Linked DNA regions of Homo sapiens: region 2 is linked to region 1. Evidence: chromatin loops called from intact Hi-C (ENCODE). Cell type or tissue: PC-3. All regions are shown on one strand. Each heading gives the region's core, and the rest is flanking DNA. Links, peaks and the distances in the headings are about the cores only.

The links. Hi-C counts contacts between places; a loop is a spot of excess contacts. Peaks named below come from ENCODE experiments on the same cell type or tissue, not always from the same donor. Only the 100,000 strongest peaks of a DNase experiment are listed, where the experiment ranks them.
Region 2: it touches region 1 in a loop (18-fold over the local background); 2 of 110 quality-filtered maps call a loop at or near these places.

What each region holds. Positions count from the first base shown.
Region 1 is chr17:47,114,110-47,123,649 of GRCh38, forward strand. It overlaps CDC27 (cell division cycle 27), which reads right to left. Exons shown (of 19, transcript NM_001256.6): 18 at 8,335-8,491; 19 at 3,594-6,908. The coding sequence ends at 6,826. Among named protein-coding and RNA genes, the nearest start is that of CDC27, 70 kb to the right of the region's middle. RefSeq lists an enhancer at 5,691-6,301. In PC-3, for the core only: no CTCF peak of the experiment used is centred there; a DNase peak (open chromatin) is centred at 5,782; H3K27ac peaks cover 689 bases.
Region 2 is chr17:47,637,211-47,645,210 of GRCh38, forward strand. All of the region lies in intron 1 of KPNB1-DT (KPNB1 divergent transcript), which reads right to left. Among named protein-coding and RNA genes, the nearest start is that of KPNB1-DT, 8.2 kb to the right of the region's middle. In PC-3, for the core only: no CTCF peak of the experiment used is centred there; no DNase peak of the experiment used is centred there.

The DNA.
Region 1 (9,540 bases), core at 1,409-9,408:
AACCCCTTATCTTTGATGTTTTCTCTTAGTAATTTTCCATCAACTGACCCCATTCTGTTCCTTGGATATACACCTCCACTTGTCCCTGTTAAAATCAGAGTCCTATCTCTCTCCCCTACTGCAAGACCCCATTGCAGTAGGCCCTATACCTATGTCCATGCCCCCCATTGTGTCTTATGATCTTTAGCAAGTGTCATAAATACATTTTTCTTTTTTTTTTTTCCTTTTTTTTCTGAAACGGAGTCTCGCTTTGTCATCCAGGCTGGAGTGCAGTGGCGCGATCTCGGCTCACTACAAGCTCCGCCTCCTGGATTCATGCCATTCTCCTGCCTCAGCCTCCCAAGTAGCTGGGGCTACAGACGCCCGCCACCACGCCCAGCTAATTTTTTTTTTTTTTTTTTTTTTTTTTTTTTTTTTTTTTTTTTTTAGTAGAGACAGGGTTTCACTGTGTTAGCCAGGATGGTCTTGATCTCCTGACCTCATGATCCGCCTGCCTTGGCCTCCCAAAGTGCTGGTATTACAGGCGTGAGCCACGCTCCCGGCCATAAATACATTTTTCTTTTTTCCTTTGAGACAGGGTCTTACTCTGCCACCCAGGCTGGGTACAGCAGTGCCATCATGGCTCACTGCAGCTTCAACCTCTGAGGCTCAAGTGATCCTCTCACCTCAGCCTTCCAAGTAGCTGGGACCAGAGGTGCACTCCACCATGCCTGGTTAATTTTTACCCATTTTTTGTAGAGATGGGGGTCTCACTATGTTACCCAGGCTGGTCTTGAACTCCTTGGCTCAAGTGATCCATCACCCTTAGCCTCCGAAAGTGCTAACATTGCAGGCATGAGCCACGGTGCCCAGCCTACATTTCTCTTTCTTCTTTTCTTTTCTATTTTTTTTTTTTTTTTTTTTTTTTTTTTTTGAGATGGAGTCTCGCCCTGTCACACAGGCTGGAGTGCAATGGTGCGATCTCGGCTCACTGCAACCTTCATCTCCCAGGTTCAAGTGATTCTCCTACCTCAGCCTACAGAGTAGCTGGGACTACAGGCGCACGCCACCACACCTGGCTAATTTTTGTATTTTTAGTAGAGACGGGGTTTCACCATGGTGGCCAGGATGACCTGGATCTCCTGACCTCGTGATCCATCTGCCTTGGCCTCCCAAAGTGCTGGGATTACAGGTGTGAGCCACCGCGCCCGGCCCATTTTTCTCTCTCCCTCTCTTTTTTTAATACAGACGGGGTCTTATTATGCGGCCCAGGCTGGTCTCTAACTCGGGCTCATCCGCACATCTCGGCCACCCAAAGTGCTGGGATTACAGGTGTGAGCCACAACGTCTGGCCTACATTTTTCCTAAGAGTGTTGAATATTAAAAGGATGCTTGAGGCTGGGGCGGGCGAACTGCTTGAGCCCATGAGTCTGAGACCAGCCTGGGCAATATGGCAATACCCCATCTCTACAAAAACACAAAAAATTAGCTGGGAGTGGTGGGGCATGCCTGTAGTCCCAACTACTTGGGAGGCTAAGGCAGGAGGATCCCTTGAACTTGGGAGGTAGAAGATGCAGTGAGCTGTGATCGTGCCACTGCATTCCAGCCTGAATAACAGAGCAAAACCTTGTCTCCAAAAAAAAAAAAAAAAAAAAAAAAAAAAAAAAAAAAAAGAATGCTTGCAATAGAGGAAGTTAATAAAAATGCAAGAACTGAAAGAAAATTGAAGATTTATAACTTTCTACTTTAAAGCAAATCCTAGTCACTCAAAGAGGGAAAATATATTCCAATTTCAGTGGCAGAAGAGAAGCAGCACATAGATCAAAGCCCTAACAAAGGACTATACTACAACAGATCTGGCTGATTAATAATAAAGTTTCCTCTGTAAAACCTGGACCTTGATATTGGCCTACAGTAGACTTTATATTTAAAAATGCTAGGCTGGGCGCGGTGGCTCACGCCTGTAATCTCAACACTTTGGGAGGCCGAGGTGGGCAGATCACGAGGTCAAGAGACCAAAACCATCCTGGCTAACATGGTGAAACCGTCTCTACTAAAAATACAAAAAAAATTAGCCAGGCGTCGCGGGGAGCGCCTGTAGTCGCAGCTACTCGGGAGGCTGAGGCAGCAGAATGGCGTGAACCCTGGGAGCTTGCAGTGAGCCAAGACTGCGCCACTGCACTCCAGCCTGGGTGACAGAGCGAGACTCCGTCTCAAAAAAAAAAAAAAAAAAAAAATGCTAGAGAGGGCCAGATGCGGTGGCTCAAGCCTGTAATCCCAACACTTTGGGAGCCCACGGTGGGCGGATCACCTGAGGTCGGGAGTTTGAGACCAGCCTGACCAACATGGAAAGCCCGTCTCTACTAAAAATACAAAAATTAGCTGGGCGTGGTGGCACATGCCTGTAGTCCCAGCTACTCAGGAGGCTAAGGCAGGAGAATCGCTTGGACCTGGGAGGTGGAGGTTGCGGTGAGTCGAGATCGCGCCACTGCACTCCAGCCTGGGCAACAAGAGCGAAACTCTATCTCAAAAAAAAAAAAAAAAAAAAAAAAAGGCTAGAGGGCTGGGTGAGGTGACTCACGCTTATAATCTCAGTGCTTTGGGAGGCTGAGGTGGGAGGATTGCTTGAGGCCAGGAGTTTGAGATTAGCCTGGGCAACATAGCAATACCCTGACTCTACAAAAATAAAAAATAAAAAATGAGCCAGGTGTCGTGGTGCATGTTTAGTCCTGGCTACCTGGGTGGCTGAGGTGGGAGGATTGCTTGAGTCCAGGAGTTCGAGGCTGCAGTGAGCTATGATCATACTACTGCACTCCAGGATGCGGGGCAGAGCGAGACTGTCTTTAAAAAAATGCTAGAGAAGACAACTTACAGTTACCATTAAATATGACTTGAAACCTCCAGAGGAAGTCCAAAACTAAAATATAAGATTCTGAACATACACTAATGCCAAAAGTGCCCAGTTTTATCATTTAATAGCTGAGCCTGTTTTCTGTTTTGTAAAATGAAGTAATACCTACCTTCTAGTGATGAGAATTGAAAATACCATCCACAAAGCAAGTAACACAATCCATAGACCAGGATCTCAGCAAACATAGCTTTTAAACAAAGTTTGCACTTACAAAGAAAAATAAAACCTATACTGAACCTTCATGAACCATAAGTTGTCAGCTAAACAAGCCAAAGAATAGCTCCATGTCTAAGCTGCTGTTTATCCTTGTTCAGCTGACATTAAATGGCAGGTCCTAGGGAAGGTTATGAGGTCTGCATTGTTCCCCTTGGAACTGCCCAGCTCACCCCACCTTCACATGTTTTTCCCTGTTACTGCCTTTTCTTCAAGTCTGAATAAAACCCTTCAGCTCTTTGTACTTTCTCCAAGATACCAAAAAAAAAAAAATTTCAAATTAGAGTAAAATTTAGTTTCTACATCTTACTTCTTTCAGATCCTGACCTTTTTAAATAGATTCTAATTGGAACAAAAAAACCTTTGTGTCCCTTTTGAAGAAATTTCAGAAATCACGTGATCAAAGAATAAGCAGTTGACTTGCAAATTCGCAGCTGCTGGTTGGTAAGGGGCTTCTGTAGTTTGAAAAAAGGTATTCTAAAAATTACCATTGTTTTTGTCATAGTATTTATTTTGATATTCCAAATAATACTAAAAAAGAGTATGACCGTTTAAAAATATAAATATATTAAGAGTGTAAGTTTTAAAAAATTAGATAAACATTGCTCTAGTTTTTTGTGAAACATAAAACTGTATCTCTGTTTTTCTGTGCCTTCTTATTAAAATACAGATGGCACAGCTTTCATATAGCTTTAACAACTTGATTATAAATTGCTTTCAAAAGTAACTTATTTGGATTTTCCATATCCTTTAATGAATTGCAAATATATTAACAGAAAAGACTTTCCCCCTCAACACTGTACAATTTCTGAAATAAGTCAGTTAAAGCAAAAAGAAGACACAAAATTACATTGTTTCAATGCAAACAGAACACACACTTCATACCCACACTTGCATTTTCCCAGGTTTTCACAAAGAAAATGGGTCACCATATTTCTCAGTGAAGACTCATACTATACTCTGGCTAATCAGAGACTTCCAAACTTTTTTCTTCAAAAAGAGCATTTTTAATAGACTAAATACTGGTTATCACTGAGTTTTTGTTTAAGGTACAACAGCAGCATGGTTCAAATGTTACTTGTAGTTCTCGGAAAAATTAAAAATTTTAAGTGATGAATACAGAAAATGTAGGGACCACCTTTCATTCTTTTGAGTACCACTGTTCTCTTGAAAAAATATTCTAACCTTCTAAAATCCCAGAGTTAAGAACCATTTCCAAGGGGAAAAACAAATCCAAGGCCACAACATAACTTCTGAACAAGTGTGTGCGCGTATATATATATGTATATAGATGTATTAAGTTGGTGCAAAAGTAATTGCAGGTTTTGCCATAAAAGTCATGGCAAAAACCACAATTACTTATGCACCAACCTAATATATGTGTGAAACAGAGAAAAGGATGTCAAACTACTTAATTTAATTTCTGTAAAATAAACTTCTGAAATTTGAAGCAAACATTTTGCTTGATCAAAATGTGTTCTTCTTCGGGTTGTTTGATCCCCATTCCATGCAAAAAACAAAACCAAACAAAAAAAGAAACTGCAAAAGCCAGAAAGTGTTACTACGTGGGAAATAAGGCTTCAAATACCTAAATGACTTTGAAAGTAGGTATGAGGAAAAATAAAATAGGCCAAGCTTGGGCGGAAACTGTCCCCCAACCAGCCATTGCCATGGCATGTCTTACAAAACGATCCTTTTATCCTTGGTCTCAAAAAATCAGTACCAGAAAGACTCTCACCTCTGGCACATAAATTCCTGCTACAAAAAGATAATTATACTTCAGCAAGTTATGTTCTAAGCTTAGCTTTCTCCAGGCTTTATAACGCAGAACTCAGGTTGAAGCTTTCTATAAAACTCTAAATGACACTGTTATACAGCACCTTGTGCTTTGCCAATTAAAAAAATAAAAGAATCTAAAATTAAATATTACAGAACTAATGGATAATACAATAGCATACGTGTTAGAATCCAAGTGCTAGCCTCTGGGAATTTTTCATTATATTTATTTTCTCCCAACTGTTCCTTTTTTTTAAAAAAGTATTGTTTTAGACAGTACATATACATAAATTTAGGTAGGGAAATCTGTTAAATATCTCTCTGGCACCTGATACCTAAAGACCCTGACTTGAATTAATTTATAAATTGTACCTAATCCATGTTCAAATGAGATTAACAGTAAATTATAGAAAATTACTGAGTCTACAGACTAAAATTTTTTTCACATCTTTTGTAATCCACCTTATTTTCACAGCTTGACTAACAAATACAGGTAAGTTTGTCCTCCATCAAATAATCCAGAATAATAACTGTAGGCCTGTCATTCATAAGAAACTATAATTTGTTATATTCTGACACTGGCACTTAATAAAATGTTAACAACTAAAATTTCTCTAAAAATTTCAATACATTACAGTAAAGGAGATAAACAATTTAAGACTGTTTAAATCTGTTACTGTGGAATTCCAATAATTATCATTTTATATGCATAATTGAATTCTTAAAATTGTGGCCATTTTCCAAAGACACCAATCTATATTATGACAAACTCAGAAGAGAACCTATCTCCTTCATAAGAATGTTTTTTCCCCCAAGCTAAAAATTTCCAACATCCTAAACCCAATTACTCTTAGTAAATGTTTTGGTGACTCACACTACTGAAAAAATCTGAAGCAGAGAGTCAAAAAGAATGGAAAGGATCTCAACCAAAGGTAACCACACATTCTTACACTCTGCTTAAGCAAACACTTAGAAAAGTCAAAGGGATGTTTTGAACAAATATAGATTCAAGGTTATGGTACAATTCTGATTATATTAAGGCTTTCACTATCATGATCTCTTAAAAGTCTCTCCACTTTAGTGTTCTCCTTCTGATTCATATGGTGAACTTAAGGGGTTATTAAGGGCCTTGTTTTGGCTTCTCAGTGGGGAACCACTCTATCATCTCTGAATGTTAAAGGTGATCCCACAGAGCTCAAAGAGAAGAGGCAATATGGTAAGAAACAATTTTAAAGTTTGCAATACCAAGACAACAATGATCAACACTTTGAAGCAAGATGAATAAATTAAAATTCTTGGTTAGACATTAAAGCATTCTTGCCAAGAATAAGAGTACACTGTATGGAGGGATATTTGATTCCTACATACGAGTCCCAATATGCCCATTACATTTGTTTATGGGAGATACTGCAAGTTTAAGGTAATTTACATTCCTTGGCAATCAAGTCACTGTTATAGGCAACGTCTTTTATTGTTCCATCTGGCACTTGCAAACACCATTCTTGAAGAACCTAGAAATGAAGGTCAGTTACTCTGTTTATCAGGAACAGAACCAAATAAAAACAAATTTTTGAAAAAGCAACCAAGAAACTCTGGTTCATCACTATTTTCCATATCTAATGGTTCCTTCAAGATAAAGCATAACTCTTCCTTTCATGATACTTTCCAACAAAGGGAGATTAAAGAAAAACAGAAAAGAAAGTTCCCCACCCTACCCCCCATAAATTGTCATTCATACTGGTAAAAGAGCCAGTCTTGTTAGCAGCTAAATATTGCACTGCCTTTCATTCTGTATACAGTCAGGGTCCAATGAAAGTGGCACACTCATGGTATAAGTGACGGACGATGACACCGCCAGCTCAAGAGTAAAGACTCAGTATACAGAGGGACAAGAAACACGTCAGCACTAGTCACACATCCAGTTGTAAAAGTCTGATTTCCAGAAGTTAAAATTCATCACTTTCAGCTGCATGAAGTTGTGTGTCATCCGCATCTGTCATGCTGCTCTCCTGGGATTCATCTGTTCCCACTTTAAAAATAAAACAGAAGTCCACAGTAAGTTTTCTGACAAATATGTCCTGTTGGTTCATGAAAACAAGTAAGAAAAATTGTATTATATTCAGAGAGATAAAACCCTAAATAAAGGCCCTTAAAAATCCTCATATCCTTTAATAAAATGCAACTCAAGTTTCCTAACTTTATAATAGGTCTGATATTAGCTTACTGCATTTTACCTTTAAGTTTTAACTACCAAAACTGCCTCTTCCTAATGAGTTCCTTATTCCTGCCCTAGGAATTACAACTAGCTAGTTCTCTGAGACATTAAAAAAAAAAAATTGACATTTCCCCCAACCTCCAATCACTGACTCCACTTTAAGAATACTCCCTGCTAGTCCACAGAAACACAGACTATAACCTTCAGTTTCAAAAGGTTTATGGGGTCAGTCTATCAGTCAATCAATCAATCAATCATCTATCTTGCTCTGTCACCTAGGCTGGAGTGCAGTGGCACAATCATAGCTCACTGCAGCCTCAAACTCCTGGGCTCAAGTGGTATGATTCTCCTGCCTCAGCCTCCCAAGTAGCTGGGACTATAGACACGTACCACCACAGCCAGCTACTTTTAAAAATTTGTTTAGAGACAGGGTCTCACTGGCTAGTCGTGAAATCCTAGGCTCAAGCAATCCTCCCACCTCAGCCTCCTGAGTAGCTGCGATTACATACGCAAGCCATCATGCCTGGCATATATATACTTTTTTTTTTTTTTTGAGACAGAGTTTCATTCTTGTCATCCAGGTTGGAGTGCAATGGCGTGATTTCGGCTCACTGCAACTTCAGCCTCCTGGGTTCAAGCAATTCTCCTGTCTCAGCCTCCCGAGTAGCTAGGATTACAGGCGCCCGCAACCACGCCCAGCTAATTTTTGTATTTTTAGTAGAGACGAGGTTTCACCATGTTGGTCAGCTGGTGTCATCTCCTGACCTCAGGTGATCCACCCACCTCCACCTCCCAAAGTGTTGGAATTACAGGCCTGAGCCACTGCGACTGGCCCCATGGCTTATAATTTTAATTAAAGCCTTTCACCAAGTTTTCTGGAACAAAGGCATCTAATCAGAATTTATCTTGTCAGAAATTTCTCCATTCTGTTATTTAAAAAACTACATTTTTATGAAGCAGATAAAACAGTACTGGTTACATATTCAAACATAAATTGAGGTCCAGGTAAAACTTAGCAATGAATTTGTCAAAGTCACACAGCAAACTAGATCCAGAACAGAGACTCATTATCTGACTTTATATGCATTTTGTTATTACATCACCCTGTTCAATTTCCCTAAAAGTCCATTTGGTATAATGAAAACACCATGGTTAGAAAAATAAAATAAAAGAGTAGCCTACAAATCCTTATGCAAAAGGTAACTTTCTAAATACTCAAAATCATATGTATGATACTTACTGATCTGTTCTTCTTGGGTTATTGGCTCCTCATCATCTGGAAGATAACGCTTATCAATTGCCTCTTTAATCTGGTTATTGGCTCCTTTAGGATCTAAATCCATAGCCCAAGAGAAATTCATCAGGGCGAGGTGCGTTTGACCTAACTTCTTGTAAACCTAAAAATAAACAGCAGCACTACATTTTTCATTAAGTTGTGAGCTTCAACTATAAAATTCTAACTATATATATACTTATTTATTTATTTTTGAGATGGAGTCTCACTCTATTACCCAGGCTAGAGTGCAATGGCACGATCTTGGCTCACTGCAACCTCCACCTCCCAGGTTCAAGCGATTCTCCTGCTTCAGTCTCCTGAGTAGCTCGGACTACAGGTGCCCACCACCACCCCTGGCTAATTTTTGTATTTTTAGTAGAGACAGGGTTTTGCCATGTTAGCTAGGCTACTCTCAAACTCCTGACTCAGATGATCCACCTGCCTCCCAAAGTGCTGGGATTACAGGTGTGAGCCACCGCGCCCAGCCTCTACAATTCTAAATATTTATAATTTAAATTAGGCTCCTGATTTATGTGCTCTAAACTCATTCTAAGGGTAGGACATTTTCTTCCTACAGATGAACTCATACCAGCTTTTGAGTTCCTTTTAATATAATCAGACATTATTTTCAGAATTCCTTGCTTCTATCTTTCAGGTAGTAAGTTTCCAATAAATATCACTCTGACTGGAGCAATGATAATGGGATTAAATGGATTATAAACTGCTTAATTAACTTTCATTTACAGTGATTTTAAATTGAGTTATATCAACTCTTTACAACTGTCCACAGTCACCTTAACTAATTGGCATATGGAGGTCTAGTCTGTAAAAAACTGACTAGTCTGGCCTTGGGACTCTCAGAAGCCATTTCTCTTAATCAAGACAACACAGTGCCATTCATGTTCTTCTACTTTTTTTTCTACTTTTTTTTTTTTTTTTTTTTCTTTCTGAGACAGAATCTTGTTCTCTTGCCCAGGCTGGAGTGCAGTGGGGTGATCTTGGCTCATGGCAACCTCTGCCTCCCAGGTTCAAGTGATTCTCGTGCCTCAGCCTCTGGAGTAGCTGGGATTACAGGCATGTGTCACCATGCCCAGCTAATTTTTTGTATTTTTAGTAGAGGTCAGGTTTCACCATGTTGGTCAGGCTGGTCTTAAACTCCTGACCTCACGT
Region 2 (8,000 bases), core at 1-8,000, 520 kb after region 1:
AAATCTAGGCCATTCAGATCTGAGATGACTTCTTGAATTTTTCCTTTGATGATTGCTTTCTCTCCATTTCTCTATGTTCCATATCATTATAACGCTTCTTTTTTTTTTTGAGACAGAGCCTCACTCTGTCACCCAGGCTGGAGTGTACTGACGCAATCTCGGCTCACTGTGACCTCCGCCTCGGGGGTTCAAGCAATCCTCCTTCCTCAGCTTCCCGAGTAGCTGGGATTACAGGCATGCGCCACCATGCCCGGCTAATTCTTGTATTTTTAGTAGAGATGGGGCTTCACCATGTTGGTCAGGCTGGTATCGAACTCCTGACCTTGTGATCTGCCCACCTCGGCCTCTCAAAGTGCTGGGATTACAGGTGTGAGCCACCATACCCGGCCCTCTGTAATGCTTCTTAATTGAGTATTAGTCTTACTGGGCCACCTTTAGTTTTTAAAAAATTTTTCTGGCTTTTAGGGTTTTTTAAAAAGCTATTTTCTCAATTTTATCTTCCAACTCATTGATTAAAGTTAATGGTTATCATATTTTTTAGATGTTTTATTCTCCAATGTTCTTTTTTAAAAAAAAACCTGTTCTTATTTCATTGATACAACATTGTTATATCTCTGAGAATATGTATCCTCTGTTTAAAGTTTAGATTTTGTTTTGTCCTGTTCTAGGCATCATAGTTGGGATTACAGGCACACACCACCACCCCCAGCTAATTTTTGTATTTTCAATAGATATGGGGTTTCGCCATGTTGTCCAGGCTGGTCTTGAACTCCTTACCTCAGATGATCCACCCCACTTGGACTTCCAAAATGCTGGGATTATAGGTGTGAGCCACTGCACCCGGCCTAGATCAATTTTTTTTTTAATGGGCAAAATATTTAAACAGGTATTTCACAAAATAAGATATATGATGGTCAGTAGACTGGTAAAAAATGTTCGACATCATTGGCCGGGCGCGGTGGCTCAAGCCTGTAATCCCAGCACTTTGGGAGGCCGAGGCGGGCAGATCATGAGGTCAGGAGATCAAGACCATCCTGGCTAACACAGTGAAACCCTGCATCTACTAAAAATACAAAAAATTAGCCGGGCGTGGTGGTGGGCACCTGTAGTCCCAGCTACTAGGGAGGCTGAGGCAGGAGAATGGCGTGAACCCGGGAGGCGGAGCTTGCAGTGAGCCGAGATCATGCCACCGTACTCCAGCCTGGGTGACAGAGTGAGACTCCATCTAAAAAAAAAAAAAAAAATGTTCAACATCATTAGGTCATCATAGAAATGCAAATTTAAACCATAATGAAATACTATGACTAGAATGGCTAAAATTAAAAAGACTGACAATATCAAGTGTTTATGAAAATGTGGAGCAACTAAAACTCTCAAACATCTGTGGTAGAAATGTACAGTAATACAGCAACTTTGGAAAAGAGTTAGGCAGTTTCTTATAAATATATGCGCACCATATGACCTAGCATTTCCACTCCTAGGTGGAAATAAGATAAAAGCACATGTCCAAGCTGGGCACGGTGGCTCATGCCTGTAATCCCAGCACTCTGGGAGGCTGAGGCAGGTGGATCACTTGAGGTCAGGAGTTCAAGACCAGCTGGGCTAACATGGTGAAACCCCGTCTCTGCAAAAAAATACAAAAAAAATTAGCTAGGCATGGTGGCACATGCCTGTAATCCCAACTACTCGGGAGGCTGAGGTTGCAGTGAGCCGAGATCACCCTATTGCACTCCAGCCTGGATGACAGAGTGAGACTTTGTCTCAAAACAAACAAACAAACAGATGTCCACACAAAGACTTACACAAAAACGTTCAAAACAGCATTAATTCATAGTAGCCCCAGACATAATCCAAATGTCCATAAACAGGAGAATGACTAAGCCAATTCTGGCAAATTCCTACATCAGAATATTACTCAGCAAGAAAAAGGAACAAACTATTGATACATGGAACAACTGGATGAATCTCACACTAAGCAAACGACAACAGACACAAAAATAGTACATGTTTTATGATTCTATTTATACAAAAGTCTAAAAAAAGACAAATCTGGCCAGGCGTGGTGGCTCATGTCTGTAATTCCGGCACTTTGGGGAGGCTGAGACAGAAGGATCACTTCAGTCCAGGGTTTGAAACCAGCCTGGGCAATATAGCAAAACCCTGTCTCTACAAAAAACACAAAAATTAGCCGGGTATGGTGGCACATTCCTATAGTTTCAGCTACTCAGGAGGCTGAGGTGGGAGGACTGCTTGACCCAGGAAATGGAGGTTGCAGTGAGTCGAGACTGCATCACTGCACTCCAGCCTGGGTGACAGAGTGAGACCCTGCCTCAAAAAAAAAAAAAAAAGAGACAAATCCAATCTATGATGACAGAGGACAGATTGGTGGTTGCCTGGAGATGGAGGTGGAGGAGGAGAGTCGTTTGGAAGTGACACAAGAACTTTTGGTGGTGATAGAAATGTTCACTATCTTGATTGTGATGGTGATCAGATTAGCATAGAAACCTAAAACCTGCATTTTAAAAAATATATTATACCACAATAAAGGCAATTTAAAAATACACACAATGAGATAACACTATACATCCACCCACTAGAATGTCTAAAACTAAAAAGACAAGACTGACTGGGTGCATTGGCTCACACCTGTATTCCCAGCACCTTGGGAGGCCAAGGTGAGAGGATCACTTGAGCCCAGGAGTTCAAGATCAGCCTGAGCAACACAGTGAGACCCTGTCTCTACAAAAAATAAAATTAGCCAGGAGTGGTGGCATGCACCAGTGGTCCCAGTTACTTGGGGTGTTGAGGTGAGAAGATTGGCTGGGCAGGTTGAGGCTGTAGGTCACTGCACTCCAGGCTGGGCAACACAGCAAAATCCTGTCTCAAACCACTTTGGAAAACAGGTTAGCAGCTCCTTATATAAAAATATAAGCTTAACATATGACCCAGCAACTCTACTCCTAGCTATTTTTCCAAGAAAATTCAAACTTGTCCATCCAATGACTGGCACATAAATATTTATGACAAGTTTATTTATAGTAATCCCAAATGGAAGCAACCCAAATGTCCATCACCAGATGAATGAATAAATGTGTGGTACATCCATGCAATGGAAAACGATGAAAAGGGATGAACTACTGCTATGCATAACAATGTGCTTCATTTCAAAAACACACGGAGCAAAAGAAGCACCAAAGAGTACATATGGCACGATTTTACTTACATAAAATTCTAGAGAACACAAAATAAAATAATGTCCACAAGTAGACTGTGGCTGTAGGATGTAGGAGGTTGATTGCAAAGGAGTGTAAGTCATGGTGCTGGTAAATTGGTTCCCAAAAAAAGAAAGAAAGAAAAAGCCTGGATTTGTGGTACTTACTGTTTTCTGTGGTGTAAATACTCCCACCATGACCAACTTTGAGCTACTAATACGATGTTACTAATGTAGATTTGGGAAGAGATGTACATATTTGGCTCTCCTGAGCTGGTACTAGCTAGCTCCAGCACATTACCACAGAAAGGAACAAAGGTGATCCGATGGTCAGTATCTTGACTGTGGTAGTGGTAGCACAGGTTTATACATCTGTCAAAACTTACCAAACTGTACTCTTAAAATTGGTGCACTTTCTGCATGTAAATTATATTTCAAAAACAGTTATGTTTCAAATAAATATCAGCAACAACCCATATGCCCAATAACAAGGGACTGGTTACATTAGTTTATTGTTTATCCTCTTGATAGACTAGGATGCAGCCATTCAAACTTAGAAAATTTCAGCAACACAGCAACATGCTTTGCTATACTGTATCATGTTTTGTGGCAGAATAGGAAATTTTATTTATTTATTTTTATTTTTTATTTTTTTTGAGATGGAGTTTCACTCTTGTTGCCCAGGCTGGAAGCAATGGCGCAATCTTGGGTCACCACAACCTCCACCTCCCAGGTTCAAGCGATTTTTCTGCCTCAGCCTCCCAAGTAGCTGGGATTACAGGCATGCAACACCATGCCCAGCTAATTTTGTATTTTTAATAGAGTCGGGGTTTTTCCATGTTGGTCAGGATGGTCTTGAATTCCCGACCTCAGGTGATCCACCCGCCTCAGCCTCCCAAAGTGCTAGGATTACAGGCGTGAGCCACTGTGCCTGGCCAGGAAATTTTATTTTTACCATATGTTTGTCTATGCAAATTTTGTGGGCAGATGGATAACATGAGGCTTTTTGAAAGCACTGTCATGAGTTAATTCTTTTCTTTGTATTTAGAAGCAGTATACAGCAAAATGGTTGACAGCCCAGAATCTGTAGCCAGACTACCTGGGCTAGTAGTATTCAGATCCCAGGTGTCACTTCTCTCAGCTGGGTGACCTTAAGCAACTAACCTAAACTCTTTGAGCCTTAGTTTCCTTTTTCGTTTTTTGTCTTTTTTTTGAGAGGGAGTCTCGTTCTGTCGCCCAGGCTGGAGTGCAGTGGCGCGATCTTGGCTCACTGCAACCTCCACCTCCTTGGTTCAAGCAATTCTCCTGCCTCAGCCTCCCGAGTAGCTGGGATTACAGGTGTCCACCACCATGCCCGGCTAATTTTTTTGTATTTTCTCGTAGAGACGGGGTTTCATCGTCTTGGCCAGGCTGGTCTTGAACTCCTGACCTCATGATCCACCCGCCTCGCCGCCTCGGCCTCCCAAAGTGCTGGGATTACAGGCATGAGCCACCGCACCTGGCCAAGCCTTAGTTTCTTGACTGTAAAAAAGGCACAATAGGAGTACCTATTTTGGAGGGTTGCTGGGAGGATTAAATGAGTTACTATATGTAAAGAGCCTTGAACAATACAAAGAGTAAGTGTTTTAAAAACATCAGGCTGGGTGCAGTGGCTCATACCTATAATACTAGCACTTTGGGAGGTGGGAGGTTCACTTAAGCCCAGGAGTTTGAGACCAGCCCGGGCAACATGACAAAACCCCATTTCTACAAAAAATACCCCCCAACACACCCCAAAAATTAGCCAGGTGTGGTGGCACACACCTGTAGTCCCAGCTACTGAGGAGGCTGAGGTGGGAGGATCACTTAAGCGGGAAGTTCAAGGCTACAGTGGGATCACATCACTGCACTCCAGCCTGGGTGACAGAGCAAGATGCTGTCTCAAAAAAAAAAAAAAAAAAAAAAAAAGGGCCGTGTGCAGTGGCTCACGCCTGTAATCCCAGCACTTTGGGAGGCCGAGGCAGGTGGATCACCTGAGGTCAGGAGTTCGAGACCAGCCTGACCAACATGGAGAAACCGCGTCTCTACTAAAAACACAAAAAAATTAGCTGGGCATGGTGGCACATGCCTGTAATCTCAGCTACTCGGGAGGCTGAGGCAGAAGAACCGCTTGAACGCAGGAGGCGGAGGTTGCGGTGAGCCAAGATCGTGCCATTGCACTCCAGCCCGGGAAACAAGAGCGAAAGTCGGTCTCAAAAAAAAAAAAAAAAGCTATTATTTTCATGAAGCAATGATATTGTTTGGACAATAAAAATGCTTACTATGTGCTAGGCAGGAAACACAGGAATTTATATGACATGGCTTCTAACCTTGAGGAGCTATAAATGTGGTTCTCAATTGTGGGGAGGATTTAGCAGGGATTCACTCCCTTCCTAGGAGTTATTCTGTAACATCTGGAGACATTTTTGATTGTCCCACCATGACTTGGTGGGAGACGAGCCAGTGGAACTTAGTAGGCAGGGGCCAGAAATGCTGCTAAACATTCTGAAATGAACAGGACAGCTTCCCCAAAGGTAATTATGTGAGGGCAGGCACAGTGGCTCATGCCTATAATCCCAGCACTTTGGGAAACCGAAGCGGGTGGATCACTTGAGGCCAGGAGTTCGATACAAGCCTGGGCAACACAGCAAAACCCCGTCTCTACAAAAAATACAAAAATTAGCCATGTGTGGTGGTGCATGCCTGTAATCCCAGCTACTCAGGAGGTTACCCAGCTACTGGGAGGCAGAGGTCACAGTGAGCCAAGATCACGCCATGGCACTCCAGTCTGAACAAGAGTGAGACTCTGCTCTCTGCCACCACCGCCCCCCAACACCCACAAAAAAAAGAATTATGTTGTCCAAAATAATCAAGGTTGAGAAACCCTGAGTCATAGTCTAACTCAGGACAAAAGATACATGCATACATACAAATTGTACAAGGCAGACAATCAAAATAGAGCATTATGCAATTATACATATAAAAAAAAAAACAGAAAAGATAGAATAGCCCTGGGCCAGAGTACAGGATTCCCTGTGACACCTGGCCAGGAAGACAGGCCTCAGTGAACTTCCAGTTTTGGGACCCAGTGGACATACTTCAACGATTTGCAACTTTTAGCTTATTCTATCAGTAGGTACCTTTTTTAAAGGTTAAGTCAAAGTTAAAAGGCTTCACTTCTGCATTGCACTACCAGTGTGAAAATGTACTGGGGCCAGTTCACATATGTTTAATTCATATTATCTTTTCAATGCAACTTGATAAAGAGTTGAGTCAATTTAAAATTCTTAAAAGGGCGGAGCAAGGTGGCTCATGTCTATAATCCCAGCATCTTGGGAGGCAGAGGCAGGAGGATCACTTGAGTCCAGGAGTTTAAGACCTGTCTGGGCAACATAGGGAGACCCTGTCTCTACAAAAAAATGAACAAAATTAGCCAGGTGCAGTGGCTCACACCTGTAGTCCCAGCTTTTTGGGAGGCTAAGGGAGGAGGACTGTTTGAGCCCGGGAGGTTGAGGCTGCAGTGAGCCAAGATCATGCCATTGCATTTCAGCCTGGGCAACAGAGCAAGATCCAGTCTCAATAAATAAATAAATAAATAAAATCATTAAAAGTACATTTTTTGGAGTCAACAAGAAATGATACATAGGAATATTTTGGTTTCCATTTAAAATAGAACCATTTTGGGGAAAATATGCCAATATTTTAATGGTGGATATAATTTGAGGTTGCAGGTGGTTTCTGCGGAATTCCTTTTCAAAATTCCTACAGTGAGGAACATATATTTCTTTGATAATCTGAGAAAGAAGAAAGCATCTGGGCGCAGTAACTCACGCCTGTAATCTCAGCACTTAGGAGGCTGAGTCAGGTGGACTGCTTGAGCTCAGGAGTTCAAGACAGCCTGGACAACATGGTGAGACCATGTCTCTACAAAAATTAGCTGGGTGTGGTGGCATGTGCCTGTAGTCCCAGCTTGAATAGCGGTGGTGGAGGCTGCAGTGAGCCAAGATTGCGCCACTGTACTCCGGCTTGGGTCAGTGTAAGACCCTGTCTAAAAAAAAGCCTGATGTAATCCATACATAGTTCAAGGAAATGCAACTTGAAGTCTCGGTGTAATCCTCCCCATCCTACTAAACCATGTGGCCACCAACTCCTCCCACTTGGGAAACACTGCAAAGTGGCACCACCACCCATTCTGCAGTGCAAGCCAGAAATCTAGTAGGGACCAGTGGACACTTCCCTCTTCTTTCAATCAATCGCAAAGTTCTTCATGCCACTGCATTCTAGCCTGGGAGACAAAGCGAGATCCTGTCTCAAAAAAAAAAAAAAAAAAAAAAATCACCAAGCTCAATTAATTTCGATATCTCTTTGTGTTTCTACCATTACTTCCACCCTTCTCCTTTTCACAAGTATCATGTCCTATGTGATTACTGCAACGGCCTCCTAACTGGTCTCCCTGCATCTGCTCTTTCCCCTTCCCACCCAATCTCGACATTGTAATGACCATCCTTCTTAAAACCTTTCAATAGCTCTCCTTTGCTCTTAGGATATAGACAAAACCACTTGCATGGCAGGGAAGATCTTATATGGTCTTGCCTCCACTCAAAACTAGCTCAACTCAATCCCTTGTTCTCTGTTTTGGGGACACTGGCATTCTTGCAGTAACTTGTAATCCCCAAGCTCCTTCCCACGAGAGTCTCCATACACACTATTCCTCTCTTCTTCACCTGAGTAACTCTCTTCCCTTCCTCAGCTAAGCTTTCCCTGAACTCCC